Linked DNA regions of Homo sapiens: all the other regions are linked to region 3. A link is a contact called in ENCODE Hi-C or POLR2A ChIA-PET data. All regions are on one chromosome and are shown on one strand. Each heading gives the region's core, a stretch centred on a gene start or an enhancer-like site at or near the end of the contact. The rest is flanking DNA. Distances are from core to core; before and after follow the strand shown. Region 1 has its middle 27 kb from the start of LINC02204. Region 2 overlaps LOC107984781 (a long non-coding RNA gene). Region 3 has its middle 160 kb from the start of TLE3. Region 4 overlaps LOC101929129 (a long non-coding RNA gene).

Evidence for each region. Hi-C counts contacts between places; a loop is a spot of excess contacts on that map. ChIA-PET counts read pairs that join two places held with the same protein, here RNA polymerase II (POLR2A). Pooled maps may share reads with other maps.
Region 1: a map of naive thymus-derived CD4-positive, alpha-beta T cell shows a loop between it and region 3 (20-fold over the local background). The contact joins two enhancer-like sites. A Hi-C loop is called at or near these places in 1 of 168 maps with a recorded cell type or tissue (naive thymus-derived CD4-positive, alpha-beta T cell) and 3 of 50 pooled maps. POLR2A ChIA-PET finds 5 or more read pairs at or near these places in 1 of 52 experiments (activated T-cell).
Region 2: a pooled map shows a loop between it and region 3 (3-fold over the local background). The contact joins two enhancer-like sites. A Hi-C loop is called at or near these places in 1 of 168 maps with a recorded cell type or tissue (naive thymus-derived CD4-positive, alpha-beta T cell), 2 of 37 single-sample maps with no recorded cell type and 7 of 50 pooled maps. POLR2A ChIA-PET finds 5 or more read pairs at or near these places in 2 of 52 experiments (CD8-positive, alpha-beta T cell and activated CD4-positive, alpha-beta T cell).
Region 4: a loop to region 3 is called in a pooled map, with 3 times the contacts of the local background. The contact joins two enhancer-like sites. A Hi-C loop is called at or near these places in 4 of 37 single-sample maps with no recorded cell type and 4 of 50 pooled maps. POLR2A ChIA-PET finds 5 or more read pairs at or near these places in 1 of 52 experiments (activated B cell).

The regions. Positions count from the first base shown.
Region 1 is chr15:70,556,736-70,561,731 of GRCh38, reverse strand. No RefSeq gene overlaps it. Among named protein-coding and RNA genes, the nearest start is that of LINC02204, 27 kb to the left of the region's middle. Within about 2 kb of position 2,376, at least 3 of the 41 ENCODE cell types and tissues checked have a DNase peak (open chromatin) inside an H3K27ac peak, as active enhancers do.
Region 2 is chr15:70,526,441-70,530,780 of GRCh38, reverse strand. LOC107984781 (a long non-coding RNA gene) reads left to right here. Exons shown (of 2, transcript XR_007064698.1): 2 at 1,547-2,108. Among named protein-coding and RNA genes, the nearest start is that of LINC02205, 23 kb to the right of the region's middle. RefSeq lists an enhancer at 2,274-2,323. Within about 2 kb of position 2,385, at least 7 of the 41 ENCODE cell types and tissues checked have a DNase peak (open chromatin) inside an H3K27ac peak, as active enhancers do; they include CD8-positive, alpha-beta T cell, where a contact is called at or near this core.
Region 3 is chr15:70,256,329-70,260,883 of GRCh38, reverse strand. No RefSeq gene overlaps it. Among named protein-coding and RNA genes, the nearest start is that of TLE3, 160 kb to the right of the region's middle. RefSeq lists enhancers at 481-700, 731-810, 1,869-1,958 and a silencer at 1,021-1,180. Within about 2 kb of position 1,728, at least 11 of the 41 ENCODE cell types and tissues checked have a DNase peak (open chromatin) inside an H3K27ac peak, as active enhancers do; they include CD8-positive, alpha-beta T cell, where a contact is called at or near this core.
Region 4 is chr15:69,977,074-69,981,559 of GRCh38, reverse strand. The region is part of intron 2 of LOC101929129 (a long non-coding RNA gene); the gene reads left to right. Among named protein-coding and RNA genes, the nearest start is that of MIR629, 100 kb to the left of the region's middle. RefSeq lists enhancers at 1,246-1,305, 2,136-2,195. Within about 2 kb of position 2,104, at least 3 of the 41 ENCODE cell types and tissues checked have a DNase peak (open chromatin) inside an H3K27ac peak, as active enhancers do.

The DNA of each region.
Region 1 (4,996 bases), core at 1,127-3,626, 300 kb before region 3:
CCGAAAGTGAGTGTCAAGCAGTGCGGGACTGATTCAATGGCCATGGAATTGGAGGAGCGGGAGCCTGGCTCACAAATCGACCTCTCAACAAGTGAGGGGTGAAGGGGTGAGAATATAGGATTTTCTCTCATGAAGGAGTTGGATGTTAAAAGCCAGGGGAGGAATATTCCCATATTTTCTGGAATTGGGTGGTGAACTGCCTTGGAGCTGAAGGGCTGCCTTCCTTTTTGTCCTTTGATGGCTTCTTCCAGTCATTGTCATGGTGATTGTCAACCTGTCATGGCACTGGTGGGAGCATCATTTAGCAAGGAGATGAGATTAGAATGAAGCCTGAGGGTGGGCTATCTTGGCTCTAACCACTCTCAGTTGGTCTGGTTACAAAGGGAACTTTTTATTGCAGGCATCCTGTTTCTCAAAGACAAGCAGAGTCAGGACCCAGTAGAAATTCAGCTATGCCATGCAGGCATTGCACTGGCCATCACTAGCTTTCATGGCTCCTCTGAGTGATGAGAAAAGGTGGCCCTCTGGGCAGATGCACCAATCAGAGCATGGGCTGGATTTCTACCTGTCTGTCTCCTTTGGTCCAGAGCCTTTGTGGGACAGCTGTAGGAGGAGGCCCTGGGTACTGCAGTAGGCCCAGCGGGAGGCATCTGGTCAAGGAAGAGAACAGAAGGAGAGTGGGACCCTGCACCCAGGATCCAGGAGGGTGGGGACCAACATGTACCTGCATCTGTATCTGTAACCGTGGTGCTAGTCTGGCACAGTGTGTTCAGGAAATGTGGCTGAGAATGTCTGAAAAATAAGTCACCTTCCTTTTGGCTTCTTGGGATGAGCCTTCAGCCTTCTTTGGAACTGAGGAATTCCAAAGAAGTTGGAACGATTTTGGAAGTGAGGAAGAGGGCGCTATTGGCCATGTATGATGAGAACTAAAAAGGGGAAATGCTTGACTTATTTTGTCAACTTCATCAGTGAATGCTTTAGAATCCTCAAAAAAAAAAAAAAAAAAAAAAAATCACAGCTGAGCTTTATTGAGTGGATAATTACCATGAGCCAGCCATTGTGCTAATCCTTCTGTGACAGTCAGTCTTACATGTCACCTTGCCCTGGCCAGGGTCTCCAGTTATTTAAACACTCATGTAGGTGTTGCTGTGAAGGTCTTTTATAGAAGCCATTAAAGTCCAAAGTCAGTGACTTTACATAAAAGGAATTATTCTAGACAATCTGAGTGGGCTTGATTCAATCAATGGAAAGGCCTTAAGAGTAGAACCGAGGCTTCCGTGAAGGAGAAGAAATTCTACTTGTGGACGGTGGCTTCAGCCTATGCCTGAGAGTTCTAGCCTGCCTTTCCTGATGGGCTGCCCTACAGATTCCAGACTTGCTTAGCCAGATCCACAATTGCATAAGCCGATCGCCTGAGATAAATCTCTTAATCTATATCTCCTACTGGTTCTATTCTTTGGTTGAACCTGGGCTGATACACCTTCATACAGATCAACTTACCTAATCCCCTTAAGAATATGGTGAGAGTTACGGTTCCTATCCCCATTTAAGCGGGCACACAGAGAAGGCAGGCTGGTCCCCAGGCAATGGTGCCAGGATTCAAACCTCAAGCCTTCTTACTCCAGGGCCCCAGTCCTCACCTGCCACGCCAGAGGATGTCAGAGGGAGTCGCATCAACAGCAGCCAGCCCTGGGTATCTGACCGGTGTGAACTTGTGATTGGGTGGTTAGGACCAGGGTTGAGAGGAGTGGTAGCAGCCACCCATGGCAAGTCACTGAGGGAGCTACGTCTAGGGGACACACGCATTTTAACTTCACCTCTCGGCAGCCAGCTGTCTTTTACCTTGAGCTCCCTGACACTGGTGTACACAGAATGTTCCCCGGCATCTTGCATTTGTTTATATTTTGTTTTAGACTCATCTGTGGGTGGCTTATTCTGTTTGAGTGTTTTCTCACGGGGTTGAGCTTACTGAAATTCACTGAAATGTTCAGGATCAGTCCTCTAACTGAACTCTTTCCTCTGATGTATTCATTCCAAGAGACATCTGAGCTGCCTTCTTCACAAAGCAGCACCCAGCTTGCGCCAAAGAAGAAAGGCAGGTGGTGCCTCAAAAGGAATTCGGGGGCATCAAATGGCTTGGCAGTGACACCTGGCTGTGCATACGCCACACTTGGGTGGAAATTACTCCTCAAAAGTGGTAACTGAGAGGAAAATCTTTGGGTCCAATGTTTGGGGTGCTCATTTCCCATGTTTTAAACTCGAGTAAACTCTGCGGTGGCATTTGATTTGTCTCCACGTGACAGCTCAGACTCAGACTACTGCTTGCCTTCCCCTCCCTCCCCTTCTGTCTCCAGCCCACAACCCTGTGGCCTCTCATTTCCTGCACCCGCAGGCTTGCTGTGGAGGACGGAACACAGGCAGCCTGGACTGGAGGGTGGAACGCGTCAACTTCCAGCAATGACTTCCAGAAAATGCCAGATGGAACAGGGGCAAAAATAAGAGTGTATGTTTGTGTGTAGGTGGGGGGAGGGGTGTGTGTTGTGTGTATGTGTGTCGTAGAGTGTATGTGTTGTGTGTGTGCTGTGGTGTGCATGGGCTATTGTGCATACTGTGGTATATGTGAGCTGCTGTGTATGTGCTGTTTGTGTGGACTGTGGTGTGTGTGCTGTGGCGTGTGTGTGTATGGACTGGTGTGTGTGAGCTATTGTGTGTATGCTGTGGTGTGTATGTGCTGTGTGTGGTGTGTGTGTGCGCTGTGGTATGTGTGTGCACTGGTGTGTGTATGCTGTGTGTGTGAACTATTGTGTGTGTGCTGTTGTGCATGTGCACTGTCGTGTATGTGCTGTTGTGTGTGTGCGCTGTGGTGTATGTGCTGTGTGTGTGTGTGCTGTAGTGTTTGTGTGCTGTGGTTTGTGTGTGTGCTGCGGCGTGTGTGTGAGCTATTGTGTGTGCTGTGGTGTGTGTGTGTGAGAGCTGCTGTGTGTGTGCTGTGGTGTGTTTGTAAGTTATGTGTGCTGTGCTGTGTGTGTGCACTGTGGTGTGTGTGTGAGCTGTTTGTGTGCAAGTTGTGTGTTCTGTGTGTGTGTGAGCTATGTGTGTGCTGTGGTGTGTGTGCGAGTTGCTGTGTGTACTGTTGTGTGTGTGTGCACACAGGCATGCGGTGTCAGGGGAGGTGTGGAGCAGCAGTAGGAGGGAGGCTGCTAATAGGAGCAGGGGGTATTGGTATTGGTATTGGTTGCAGCCTGAGAAGTGAAATGTAAAGCCAGAGGACAAAACTCAAAGTCTGACCTGGCGGGGCCTCCAAGGAGTGTGGCTGGGAGAGGAGGCTCAGTCCAGAGGAAGCAGATGAGGGGTTGAGACCAGTGCCCATGACTTAATGACTGAGTTTTAAGAACTAGGGTCTTATTTTCTCCGTCTCTGCCTCTGTCTTTCTTGTCTCTCCCCATCTCTCTCCACCTGTCTGCCCCTGTCTCTATCTCTCTGTCTCTCTCCATCTGTTTCTATCTCTATCTCTCTCCATTTGTTTCTATCTCTCTCCATCTGTGTCTGTCTCTCTCTCCATCTGTCTCTGTCCCTGTCTCTCCATCTGTCTCTGTCTCTGCATCTCTCTGTGTCTCCATTTGTCTCTGTCTCTCTCTCCATTTGTTTCTGTCTCTATCTCTGTGTCTCTCTCTCCTTCTGTCTCTGTCTCTATGTGTCTCTCTCTCCAGTCTCTTTGTCTCTGTCTCTCTCCATTTGTTTCTGTCTCTCTCTCTCCATCTCTGCATCTCTCCATCTCTCTCTCTCTCTCTCAACTTCTCCCTCTCCTCCAGTCTCCGTCTCTCTTTCTTGCTCTTGGCATGAGTGCATGTGTGTGCATGCTGGCTCTTTTTGTTTTGAAGCAGAAAAGCTACTGAGTGGCTCACAGAATCACCAGAAAGAGGAGCACTCAGGCCTTCAAAAGTACAGGAACAAAAGGCAGAATCATATCCCAGAACAGGCCAGTGAGGACACCGTTGCTGGCACCCTGCTGGGTCCTGGATGCCGCCTACTGGCACTGCTGCTGTGCAGCTGCTGGACCCTGGCTGCTGCTGACACCAGAATCAGGCAGCTTTTCAAAGACCTGGCATACCTCTGCTGGGAGGCTGAGGTGACATGAGTCCCCAGAGAACCCAGCTGGATAGGTGAGGCTGGCCCAACACAGCCCTGGGATTCTGGAATATTGTTGGAAATTAAAGAGACAATTATGGTCAACTCTTATACTGGTTGAATACAGAGTGTAGATCAGGAATTTCAAACTCTCATTTTATTTTGCAACACCAGCAACCCTCTTCCTAAGTTCTCATACAGATTTTAGGGGAATCTCTAATCTCTCGTAAAATGAATGGATTATTGGTCCAACTTCTCTTCCCAGTACCACAGGGGCAGTCTCCTGAGAAGGGAGTTGGCCAAATGGACTGGAGTAGGAGGGAGGAGAAAGAAAATTGAAGACTCAAGATAATGTGGAAGAGGGAGATGCTGGAATCTTCCAGCTGTAGATCCCTGTTTTTTGTTTGTTTGTTTACTCTGGGGCATGGGCAAAAAAAAAAAAAAAGAGAGAGACCTAGACCTGCTTTGTCCTCAAAGGTGTGTATGTGTGCATATGGTGGTTGTGTGCAGAGGAGGGGCTTACCTGCTCTATATTTCCTCTTCACATCCACCGAGGGAGAAGGGCCATTTCTCTTGATGACGCAGAGGGCTGAGGAATACTGAAGGGACGTTTGCACAGAACAAAGCAAAACCCTCAGAAGTTTTTTTCCTGTCTCTGATTGTAGAAAATTACCTGCCCTTTCATCTGCTTCTCAAGTTCACAACTTGTCACCGTCTGTTTTCATCTCTGAGCATTTCAATTCTCCTCCTTTCCGTTTGTCTCTTGTCTGTCTGGGCTGTTTTGTCTTTTGTCTTCGTCGGGCCTGCCAGTCCCTGCCTCTGTCCGTCCCTCTCTCAGCTTGGCCGGGCTCTCCCTTAGTCTGTCACT
Region 2 (4,340 bases), core at 1,136-3,635, 270 kb before region 3:
AAGCCATCTGCCTCCTAGAGTGGGCACTGTGCGGGCCGCTTTAAGCCAGGGCCACCAGCACTCAGCGATCACAGGGTGCTTCCAGCTGGCATCAAGTGTTCTTTTCTGTATCTCCCTTGGCGTGGAGCTGCTGTCCCATGGAGTTAAAGAAAACCATGCCCCTCTAAATTTGAGGAAGTGTGTTCCCTACCTAGAAGTTATTATTTATCTTAGGGACATGTTTGATGGTGTTTGGGTGTATGTATGGAGCATGTGTGTGTGAGTGTGTGTCTCCATGTGTGAGTGTGTTTGTGTGTTTGTGTCTGAGTGTCTGTGTGTGTCTGTGTATGTGGCTGTGTGTGTCTGTGTGTCCGTGTGTGTGTCTGTGTGTGTTGTGTATCTGTGTGTCTGTGAGTGTGTGTTTATGTGACTGTGAGTGTGTTTGTGTGTGTCTATGTGGCTGTGTCTATGTCCGTGTGTGTGTGTCATGTGTCTGTGTGTTGTGTGCCCGTGTGTGTCTGTGTGTGTCAGTGTATGTCTGTGTGTGTGTGTGTCTGTGTGTCTGTATCTGTGTGTGTCTGTTCTTGTCTGCACTTTTGTTCCCAGGAGATGTGAGGTGAAGACCTCACCAAAGTAGGAGTGGCGTGTGGGCTGGGCTTTGGCCCTTCGTGCTGGAAGTGATGGAGAGGCATGGCCTGGCTTGGCACAGCTCTGCCTTGCCTGTGCTGCCAGCCTCTTGTGAGAGATGCCATGTGGAAGGGATTTGGGACAATGCACAGTGCACTCTTCTGAGTGTTTTGTCTGGGCTAAAACTCTGCAGAGTATAGCTGTGGCTCTGAAACAAATAGAGGCTGGCCTTGTCAATTGTTTTGGGGTGAAGTTAATCCGGGGTAAGAGTCAGAGGCAGTCTAGAAGGCAGGGCATAAACTAGCCAGATGAAGGCCTTGGCTGGGAGTTGGGTTTATACCCCTAGGCCTAAGGAGTAGCCACTGCTAACAAGAGTTGTAGTTTTTCCTCTGGGTTGCAATTCTCTTCTCTTGCCTCCAAGCCTCCACTCAGGTAACCTGGCAGTGGGGAAATTGAGAGGTGCAGTGTCCACTCACTAATGATGAAGGTGAGATGTGGATGCATGGAGCACATTTTAGAAAAGCCCTGGCCTTTTATAAGGACCTGGGCCTTCCAGTATTTTCCTTGCCATCTCACCACCTGCTAACACATGCTGTGCACATAGGAGGTGCCAGGAAAATGTGTGTTATTCGAATGGAACTGAGAAACCGTTCTAGTCTAAACCCTGAGGCCCCCTGGCTTGCCCCCTCCTACCATGCCCATCTAGTTTTCAATGCCAAGCTCTCACGTCAGGGTTTTTCATCTCCATCTTCCTGTTGTTCACTTTAGGGGAAGGGTCCTGCTTGGACTATTGCAGTAGCCTCCAAGTAGCTTGAACTTTGCTCAGACTCTCCCCTCCCCAATCTGCTAAGCAGATTGTTGACAAGATTCTCTGCAGTTTGCTGCTTTGATGATGTCCCTCTCCAGCTCCAAATTGTTACTGGCTCTCCATTGACTACAGGTAAAATGCAGACTTCTCAGCCTGATCTTCCACAATCTGACGTCAGCCTACCTCCTCATCCTGCCTGGGCCTGGAGGCATGCCAGCCAATTCAGACCACTTGCCATTTTTCTTTTTCTCCTCTGCATCTGGAATTGCTGTCAGTGAAACCTTCTCTTTCCCTCAAGGAGCACCTTGAATGCTGGCCCCACATCACCTTCCTGACCCTGTCAGCTCAAAGAGGTTTCTCTGCATCTGAACTCCATGTGTTCCAGTCTCTGGGTCCTTACCATGCACTGCTGGGGCATGCTGTGTGCTGGCCGCCGTCCCTCCTCATGCTCAGAAGCAGAGCCTATGACTTAGTCACTTTGGTCTCCCCAGCGCCCAGAGCAGATATTTGCACAGAAGAGGAGCTCAATAAATGTTTGTTTAATGAATGAATATATAATTCTAACCCAGTGCCCTGCTTTCTTACAGTGACATTCAAGTCATCCTAGGCCAAAAAAAAAAAAAAATGCCTATTTACCTTCCAAAATTACCTCTCATATTGGTCAAAATTAAAATAAACACTTGGCGGATTAAGACCTGGCCTGTCATATTGTATCTGACACCATTAAGAACCAAGGTTGGGGTGCCTCACGGTTGACTTCCACTGATCTAAGATGTCAACAACAATGTCACCTGCCTGATAGGGTGACATCTGAGCTCCAAGGCATGCACTCCTGTCCTTTGGGCGCTCACCCCCGGCTTCATGCACCCTGTGCCCTGGGTCAGTGCCTGCCTCTCTGATTCAAGCCTTCTTCTGGGCGACTGGGCCTTTGATCTTGGGTTATGTTCCTGTTTTGCTTTCACTTTCCAGCTCTTATCTGCTAGAGTGCTTTGAGTGTAAGCAACAGGAAGTCCTGTGGCTAATGTAGGCGTTAAGGAGTTTATTGGAAGCATGTAGCAGAGCCCATGGAACTGAATGGAGGGCAGAGAACCAACTCAGAGCAATTAGAATTGGGATCACAAACAGGGTGGGGTGTGGGGCTCAGAAACAGGAGCTATTGATAAAAGAACTGTTTTTTCGTTTTTTTGTTTTTTTTGAGACAGTCTCGCTCTGTCACTCAGGCTGAAATGCAGTGGCGTGATCTCAGCTCACTGCAACCTCCATCTCCCGGGTTCAAGCAATTCTCATGCCTCAGCCTCCTGAGTAGCTGGGATTACAGGTGTACGCCACCATGCCTGGCTAATTTTTGTATTTTTAGTAGAGATGGGGAGCTTTGCCATGTTGGCCAGGCTGGTCTCAATCTCTTGGCCTCAAGTGATCCGCTTGCCTCGGCCTCCCAAAGTGCTCAGGAGGCTGAGGTAGGAGAATGGCATGAACCCAGGAAGCGGAGCTTGCAGTGAGCTGAGATTGCTCCGCTGCACTCCAGCCTGGGCGACAGAGCAAGACTCCATCTCAAACAAACAAACAAACAAACAAACAAAAACACTGCTGGGATTACAGGTGTGAGGCACCACGCCTGGCCTGAAAGGACAGGTTCTTAAGGGGTTGCCATTGCTGCTCCTACTGCCAGGGCTAATGAGTGTCGACCATTTTGTCTTTTTGCCACTCTGCTGCAGATTCAAACTCCAGGGAGAATCCAAGTGGGCCTAGCATGTGCTTCTGTTTCACCATCTGCTGCTCTATCCCTGTTATTCTTTCCTGGTTTTTGCCCATCCCTCACAGTCCCATCCATCACCCGATACCCACCCAGACATGCATAGAGCACCCCACAAGGGGTTTCCAGGGTTGCCTCCATGAGGGTGCTGGATTTCTGCCTAGCCCAGGTAACACATCCTTCTGAGCAGTGATACAAGCAGCAGTAGGACAATTAGCTACCAAGGGAATTGTCCTCTGCTTATCCATCATTGTAGAAAGTAATGAGTGACTTTAAATCACAAACCTTATGTTTTCTTTCCCATGGCATGAAATGCGTAGGTCAATTCTCAAAGCTTAGTGACTAGTTCTTGTACTAGAAATGCAAACTTGAGGACAATTTACTCATAAACTAATTACTTGTCCTTCCCGGGCATTAGCAATGGGATCTGCAGGCACAATAGACATATTCACATTGTTGATCCCCGTTGTTCCAAGACCCACATAAGCTTCCTGGGAAACGGATCTGAGCAGAAGTCAAAAACACAGTATTCCTTATTTCTACCCGTTGGACTTGTGGGTTCACTTAATGCTAGCTTTCTCCCTAATGAAAGGCAAGGGAAATATCAGCTAGAAATTTCATAATCAGAGTGTTTGCCTCGTTTGCTATTTTTAAACACCACAGACTTTGGAACTAAGGATGTGCATTAGTCTGGCAAATGCTGCTGGTAGATGTGGACTGAAGCTCCTGTCTGCAAAGGTACAATTGAGAGGACAAAGAGCGGGCATAAATAATGGATTAAGAGTGGCTCTGATGAGAGCCTATTCGTCCTGCAGCCTCAAAATGAAAGCACGCAGCCGATGACTCATTGGATAATAGTAAATATGATGGGCTCATAAAACCACTGGTTCCCCCGGGGGCTGTTCGGCAGGCTTTGTCTGGTCTTGAGCTTGTTATGTGCGGAAGCTACCAATTTAAGCTGCCCTTCCCCCAGCAAAGACGTGGCTCCTGGGCAGAGAGTTATTTGGGTGATTTGCAAAGTGTGGGTGGCACAGGGAGAGGCGGATTTTCCCCCAAGGGATGTTCCTCTGCACTCCTGCATGTGCCCTGGCCTGATGCCAGTTCCAGGCAGGTCCCCATCTGGGGAGATCTGGATGCTATATGGACTTCATTAAGGGGAAGGCAGAGACCTCG
Region 3 (4,555 bases), core at 479-2,978:
GGCTACATTTGGGGAGGGGTGTGGCCCCAGGACTGCGCTGTGGTGCACCCTGCCTCACCCTTGCCATCTCGTCACCCTCTCTCCCAGCCTCCTGCCCCACTGCTCCTTTGCACGCTCTGCCTGCCTGACATCTCTCTCTGTCTCCTCTCTCTCTTTCTCGTTCCCACTCTCTCCTCCCTCCCCTTGCTTGGGTCCTTCCTAATCTCCTTCCCTCACAGTGTCTGGTTCCCTCTCCTGTGCTAGAACCAAACCTTCCAACCCATGAAACTCCAACCCTAGGGCTGCCGCACCAGACTTCTGGAATGTTCTCCTTTGCTGATGTTGTGGCCTGGCTGTGAAAGCCCCTAGGACCTGAGAACAGGACTCTCTGGACTGCAGCAGCAGAATGAGTGTGGTCAGTGTCTAGGCCAGCAGAGGGGACAGCAGGCCTTGTGGAAGACAGAGGGTGAAGACCCTTCACGCAGTCCATTGTCTGAGTGTGCACATATGTGCCTGTGTGTGTCTGCACGCTCACGCACATATGCACATAAACTCTCTACCCTGGAGACTAGAGGGAGCTGTGTGGGTAACTCACTGGGAGATCTTGAGCAAGTCACCACCCACCTCCAGGTTGCAGTTTCCTTTCTCTGAAACAAAGATCATTGTCTGGTCCTGGTGTGCAGAGTCCTTGGGAAGGGCTGGGGAGATGCCCCCCAGAACAGCTTGGCTTTGGTTGGGCTGAAATAGATTTTACTGGAAAGCAAAGCACTGTGGCTAAAGCACAATGCATGGTCACACAGGTACCTTCCCTCCCTGGAATCCTATAATGCAATGAGTCCCTACTGGTTTTTTTTCCCCAGCCTTACCCCAGCCCTACCCAGTGCTTGACACAGGCCTGGGCATAAAGGAGTTGGTCATCCAGAGGAGGCCCGGAGGTAGCCTGTGGGTGGTCTGTCTGTCTGCCCTCTTGTGGTTGGTGCTGCTCAGGTCCCGGTAGACGGTGGGAGTTAGAAGCCCAAGGCCCTGCACCAGGATGCAGAAATGGGGAGGCAGCAGTTGGTACAGGAAGAACATGGCTTCACACACTCAGTCCCAAACCCACCTGCCTCACGGCCAGGCATTGAGATTGCACCCACCTCTCTCACACCCCATTCTCAAGCTGCACATCCTCATTTTGTGGCTACACCCGTGCACATGCGGGCACACACACACCTCCAGGTCAAGGCAGCCCTCCATGTTGATTTCAACTTGATTTCATCTGTATAAATGCCAGGCACAAAAAGCACAGCATGGAGCTGTCCTTCAGAAGCCCGTTTGAATTTCCCCAAAGATAATCCATTAGATAGGGAGTGGGGGAGGCACACAGGACAGAAGAAACAACAGAAATCCCATCTGTTTAAGGAAAAAAGGCATTTATTAAATGATTTTCAGTTGAGCCCTTGGTCAGTCTCTGCGAGGACTAGAGACCCAAACATAAAGGCCACACCACCAGGACCCAATCCTAAAGCCACCCTGTAGGACTGGCCATGGGGTCACCACGGTACTCTCAGCCAGCACACTTTCTACCATGGACGCTGGGCACCGGGTGCCAACCCTGAGTCCCGCCCACAGCTGCCCCTGGGAGAGGGGGCCCAGCAGCTGGCACTCCTGCTGGACGGGGGTCTCACAGCATCTGCTTCTTCAGACGCCTGACTGCAGGCTGAGGTCCCACGTGAGCATATCTGCTAGCAGAGCTGAGGTCACGTGACTGAGCTCTGGCTGCCGAGGAGCAGGAAAACCAGTAAGTGGCAGCTGCCTTAGAAGCGAGAAACTCACACGTGAGGAATTCCCAGGCAGAGGGAAGAACAAGTAGGCAGAAAGATGGACAAATGGCCCAGCACCCCAGACGGCCTGGGCCCTCTGCACAGCCTGACCTGCTCTAACCACTCACCTCTCCAGCCCCTCACTGAGGACCCAATCTGGTTGCCACCCTCGTCCCTTCCGCCTGGTTTCTAGAGCCTCCAACCTCATGAGCTGGCCCAGCCAGGCCCTCTGCCTTTGGGGCCCCAAGAGCACAGCAGGCTTCCAGGGCTGGTGAGGCGGGGGCGTCAGCAAACCACAGGCCATGCCTTTCCGGTGACATTTGGCTCAGGCTGGGGTTGAGGTCGGCTTCAGACTCAGTGAGAGAAACACACACCACCCCGCAAGCTTCCTCTAAGAAGGGCTCCGAGAGGAGAGGGCTGCATCTTGTGCAGGCAGGAGAGTCAGGGGTGGAGCAAGGGATGCCCGGCTTCTGACTACCATGCTGTCTACCTGTCATGGCAGCAGTGGCAGCTGACGACCACCAAGTACTCGCCACGTTTCTGGCGCTGTGCCAAGCATGCAACTCTTAACGTCCTGGCAGCACCTGAGTTAGGACCCACTGTCTCCATGTTACAGATGAGGAAACCGAGGCAAAGAGAGGTTAAATAACTCACCTGGGGCCACTGGCTACTGAGTGGCGGAACCAGGATTTGAACCCAGTCTGGTCCAGAGCCCTTCACCACTTTGTTAAATGGCCCCTCGGTTTATTTATCCTCTCTGTCCCTCTGTTTTTCCCTCTAAAAGAAGAGCCCCAGGTGGCCAAGGGACATGGAGTAGTGGAGGAGCACCCAGCTCACAGCTTTTCCCTCTAAAAGATGAGCCCCAGGTGGCCAAGGGACATGGCGTGGTGGAGGACCACCACGTGTGTGAGCACCAGCTCACAGATGGTGACTTAGGGTTTCCACCCTGCTCTGCTTTCCCTTGGCTGTGGACCCTGGGCAGTTAGTTAACTTCTCTGAGACTTAGTTTTTCTCACCTGAAATGTAGAGCAATGAGGTCTACCTGCAGGAAGTTTGTGGGAGCAATGAAGTTGTGGGTGCCTCGCACCTGGCAGGTGCTCAGGAAATGCAGGACCAAAAGCACTCAAGCCTGAACCCCTCAGATGGCCCCTGGGTAAGGAAACGCTGCAGCTCCCCCAACCACCCAGCAATACCTGAGTCTCAGACACCCAGTGAGATGGGAGACCACGAGCCCAGCCTGAGGAGCCATCCTTGCTAGGCCATATGACCAGCTCCCTGAGCTAGGTCTCACGGAAGTCGCTTTGTGCCCCTGCCCCCATGTGTCCTGTGTCACTACCCAGTCCTTCCTGTCATGAGGAAGCAGCCACATGCCCTCCTCACCCTGGACCTTGGGGCCCTCAGGACCAGCTCTTCCTTTGAAAAGAGGAAGATGGAAGGCAGCAATTCTTAGCCTCACCAGGAAAATGCAGCCTGCCGCTCTCCTATTGGAATCAAGGTTGTCTAGATTGGGTAGGTGGGGGTGGGATAGTTGTGGGTAGGGGAATTTTGAATTCAGGAGTCCCTCAGGTCAGAAAAAACAATTTTGGCTGGGCGTGGTGGCTCATGTGTGTAATCCCAGCACTTTGGGAGGCCGAGGCAGGAGGATCACTTGAGCCCAGAAGTTCGAGATCAGCCTGGGTAACATAGAAAGACCTCTTCTTAGAGGTCTTCTTAGAATCTTACACCTAGGAGGGCAAGGGATCTTTTGTCTTGCACCCCTCCCTCCTGAGCTGTGGTGGCTGCCTCCCTAGAACACTGCTGACTGTGTCCGGACTTAGGGAGAAAGAGCACTGTGATTGATTAGCGATGTCTGCCTTGGGCAGGGGATGAGACATACATAGTCTGTATTTGCCATCCTGTATCTAAATATCTGCCCATGAGGCCTGAAACCCATTCTCTTCCAGTCCTCCCTCCTTTACTCTCAAGTTCCCTAGAACAAGCCATCTCTCATCTAAGACATTGCCCAAACAGAACTCTTCCATAGCCTCCACCGACTGCATGGCTGTTTTGTTTCTCATGCATTTCTCCCAGATGATGAAAACCTAGACCAGCGGTTCTCAACTGGAAGCAATTTTGCCCCCCAGGTGACATTTGGCGATGCCTAAAGACATTTCTGGTTGTCAAAACTGGAAGGGTGGGGGTGGGGTGCTTCTATAGGTATCTAGTGGATGGAGGCTAAAGATGCTGTTAAGCATCCCACGATGGACAGGGAAACCTCCTACAACGGTTGAATTTGGCTCAAACTGTCAGGAATGCTCAGGTTGAGAAGCCCAGGTCTAGAGAATAGACTGCTTTCTTGCTCCCACTAGAGTGATCTGTTGGGCTCCCAGCCCAGCACCCCTAACCCTTCAAGCCGGGATCAACCTCCCTCTCTCATTCACAACTTCATCCATCACTGAGACCCCTGGGTTCCTCGGCATGGTTCACAAATCCTTTCAGGATCTCCCTCCACCCCAGATCTCACCTCTCACCCAAGTGTTCTTCCACCCACTTGCTCTTCCCTGCACCGCCCCTTTCTATCCGTTTAGCAAATTTCTACTCGTCCTTTAAAACTCAGATTAGACATCACCTTCTCCAGGAAGCCTTCCCTGTCTCATCCTCCACGAGGACCAGTGTAACCAGTCACACCCTCTGTGATACTTCTGTTTCTTGCAAAACCCTCTGCTGCTGTACTGACACCCCGCATCGTATTTTATGTTATTTGTTTAAATGACCACTTTCTTCATATGATCATC
Region 4 (4,486 bases), core at 855-3,354, 280 kb after region 3:
TTTCTATGAGCCAGGCCTGGGCTGGGCAGCCTGGAACACAGAGAAAAGGGAACACTCCCCTACAGCTGTGGAGGCTGAAACTCAAGACCTGTTCTAAATGTCACAATGAGGTAGCAATAGAGGACTATGGGAGTTTCAAGGGCTTGGGGACAATTCAGAGGCTTCCTGGAGGAGAGGGCATTTAAGCTGGGCCCTAAGGGAGAAGAATTTCAAGGGTGGAGGGAAATTCTAGGCAAAGGCACAGCTTTTGTGGAAAGCTAGTAGGTGTGAAGGTTGCAGAGCATGGGCATGGTTTGACCACATGTGGTTTACTCTTTTTTTATTTTTATTTTTTAATAGAGACTGGGTCTCGCCCTGTTGCCCAGGCTGGTCTTGAACTTCATATATGTGGCTCATGGCATATTTTGGTTGGAACATCGTGTGCAGAGGATACCAATGGGAAACAGCCTGGAAAGTTAGACTGAGGCCATAGCGATGGCAGCCTTGAATGCCAGGATAAGGAGCTAGGCAAAAGACAATGGGAAGGGGACAGGAGACTAGAGAATTTACTACTCAATTCTGTGCTGTAGAAGAAGTGAAAAAACAGATACCGACAGCCCTAAACCTCAGGGAGTACAAACACAGCTGAGAAAACTTTAGAGAAAACCTAAACATATCGTGAAGTTGCTTGTGTGTGTGTATGTGTGTGTGTGAATGACTCCATCTGAGAGATTTGAGCAAAGTCCATGAGATGGCTGGGAAGGTAAATGACCAATTCCTTTCTAACTTCAGATTTCCTGTTTGCAAAACCTCACCAACATATCTAGAAAACCTAGAAAACATTAGGCTTCTCAGCCTGCACAGAGCAGCTTACAATGTTTATTCATGAATGAAGAGTTGGGTGCCCTGTTGTTCCTGGGTGGAGGGGAGACAGTTCATCTCCAAATGGCTCAGCCTTGGGCTCCACTGACTACACATTCTCTTTGTTTGTAGTAACAGCCATGCACTCTGTGCATATGCATGGTATCACCTGCAGATGTCCCAGTTCCTGACGTCACCCTGGCTGCAGAGCCAGCCTCAGGCCGAGCTGTGCAACCAGGGCAGAGGGAGGAAGGGGCGCTGCTGACCTGGACAGGGCTGAGTTCCAGTCCGCTTCCGTCACCACACTCCCACTGTTGGCCTTGGACAAGCCCCCATCTCTCTGCAGCAGCCCCTTCATTCCTACCTCCTTGAGGGGCCTAAACTGGATCATCACTTCTGGAAATAGCCATTCTTGTCCCACCTTTGAAGGTGTCATTTCTCAGCACCCCAGACTATTAGTCAGGGAATGTTTTCTTTGAATTGACTCACTTTTAAAATACACCATTTATGTCAACTTACCATTTCTGTACATGATGCACCATTTGCTATAAAGGGACATTGAAGTTAAAACCCATGAAAATAGTAAATGTTCACTCTTGTACCACCTAAAGTCAGGGTACATGCCTGCCATTGCATGAGTGCACACCCCCAGGGGAAACCTGCGTCCTGGAGCCAGGCGGCTTCTCAAGTATGACTGTGCGCCGGAAACACCTGGAGACCTTGCAAAAATGCAAATTCAAATTCAGTAGGTCTGGGTGGGGTCTGAGATTCTCTGTTTCTGACAAGGTCCCAGGAGATGCCGATGCTGCTGGTCCACAGACCCTACTTGGTGTAACAAGGTCACATGGGTTGTCCAGCTCCCTATCGTGGGGGCAGGGCAAGAATGTCAACAGAAACACAGCACCAAGTCCTTCTGAGAACACGGGACGTGAAACACAAAGACCATGTCTAAAGATTCAAGCAAAGGCTTCATATCAGAGGAAAACTCAGAGAGCTATTTCACCTTTTCTCCCAAATATACATTTACTTTATATTTACTTTATGCACTTAGAACTTTCGGCATCTCTGTTTACTGCTTCACATACCTCCCCACCTCTTCCCTAATGCAAAGACCTGAATCTGGAAAGCCACATCTGTTGGGAGCTTCGTCAGAAATCATGCTGGCCATGCTTGCAGGCTGGGTCCAGCTCTTGCTGGGAGGTGGAGGCCAGGGCTCTGCATAATGGCATCTTCGGGGCTTTCCCTTCTCTGACCTCCTGCCATGCTCAGACAGAACGACACGCCATCTGCTGACTCACCGTGGCTTCATGCATTCATGTCCTGTTTTCCCAGGTGGTCACAGCTCTAGGAGGAGACAGTAAGGGGTGACTGGAAGGGGAGGGGAGTGAGATTGCCCCTCTGGGACCCACACACACTGAGGACATGATGGGCTCTTGATAAAATGTCACATGAGCCCAGGACAGTTAGAGAGGTTGGCTTTATAAGTGGTACATTATTTATGATGGCTTGAATGGGTCACCCTTATGCCCATTTTCTGGAGGGAAAAACTGGCTCCAGATAATGCAAAGTCATGCCCCTATGGCGTCAGTTGCAGGGCTCAGAAGTCCTCTCTTCCAACCCAGTTGCTGGCAGGTCATGACCACAGGCCACCCAGCCATTCCTAGCCTCCCTGGTAGAATTCAAGGCTGCCTGTATTGTGCATCTGCTGTGTCCATGGCACTCAGGGAGGATAGTAAAGGCAGGGCCAGAGGGGAATGAGGGGGACTTGCTGGGGAGCATGATGGTCACGTGCTAAGCAGAGGCCTGACCTGAGACCTCAGGGTGGCATTCCTTTGGGTACTACAAGGGCTGGAAAAGGCCTCTCCCCTGCTTCAAGCCCAGCCCAGCAGGTAGGTGGCCGAGCCAGGCCCACATGCTGATCTCTGCTCTCTGACTGGTGCAGTTTCCTTTGTGTTAGATCATCAATTCCTCAGCCTTCTGTGGCTTCTGTGATTTCCAAAGAGCTTGCCCTGATGCTGAAGCCGGCCTGGACTGGGCATCAAGAGGGTTTCAGCCTGATAGCCAATGGCCGGCCGCATGACAGCGAGAAATTGGCTTCTCTCTCTGGGCCGTGGTGATCTTCAAAGTTTCTTACAGCACTAGAATTCTGCTCTTTCTTTGCATTACAAATGGAATACATACTTGTGAACATTTTCAACAATATAGAAATGTAGAAAGTAAATATAAACAAACAAAAAATGAAGTCATCATCTTCTTATTGCTGCTAGAGGAAGCCATTGTGAATAGTTTGATGTGTTTCCTTCCAAATGATTTTTTCTCTACGTATAAACATAAATAAGCATATGTAGGTTTATTGATCATCTTAAAATTTATTTTTTTCACTTAAAATACTTTCCTGTGATCTTCCTGTGCCATCATATATAAATCTACTTTATTATTTTGAAGTAATATATCTTGGACATTTTTGCATCAGTAGATCCTTTTCAATGATAAATAGCATTTTGTATCATGGATATGCATAATTTCTTTGGGCCTTTATATTATTTCCATTTTTTTTGCTATTATAAACAATGCTGAAATAAACATCTTTTTACATGCATTCTTACTCACATGTGAATATGTTTCTTTAACATGAATTCCTGGAAGTAGAACTGCCAGATAAAAGAACACACACATCCAAAATTTTGAAAGATGCTGTCAAAATCACCCTCCCAAAATACCAGTTGTCTTTCCTCTCTACAGCTCGGGGAGCAACATGTTTGCATTCACCTTGATTGAGCCTGGATTAGGTGCATGTAATGTTCCTATTGCATATGAGACAACAGAAGCTTAGAGAGAACAAGGGAGTGTCTCGAGGTGCTACAGAAGTGGGGGCAGAGCTAGAATCAAAGCTCTGTGCCCCATACCCAAGTCTAGATGCTCTGCAGCTCTGACATGATGAGGTATAGTGGAAAGAGCTCTGACTTTGAGGTCCAAATGCTTGAGTTTGAAATCTTGCCATGCAACTTGCCATCTCTGTGACTTTGACCAAGATACTTAATCTCCCCAACCTCAGCTCCTTTCTCCATAAAACAGAGACAACAAACACTGTCAAAAAGGGATGTTGTGAGTGTTAAAGGAGAATTTATGTAAGGTTCTGGCTCCTAGGAGATGCTCTCTAAAATATTCTCTTTTCTGAGGAGTTGGGGACCTGGGAATTCTACTGTACTCTGGAGCTCTTCTGCCTTCACCCAGGAAGGTAACTAGGGGTTTATTGCCCAGCCGTGCACAACTCAAAAAATTATTACTGAAGATTGTCAAAAAGGCTTACAATTCAGGAGGGTTTTTGTTCATTTAGAAGCAAAAAAATTAGTTTTGTGGTTCAGCAAGATCTCGAATTGTGCCTCTGAATGTTGTGAAGGAGGGTTCGAAGAGACTTTCAACTGCTCCTGATACAATTATGAAAGTGGTTTTGGCAGAAGCCAAGTGGACTCTTAGTTTAAAACAGCTCTAGGGGTAAAGTCATTTCTCTGCAGGTTCAACAGAGGGTCATCCCATTATTTGCAGTGTTATAGTGCTTTGGGGATGCAGGAGATTTGGAGAAGTGGTAAATTGTTATAAAAAATGGCTACAATCATTCTCCTACCTGTGCCCAGTGCCTCCAACA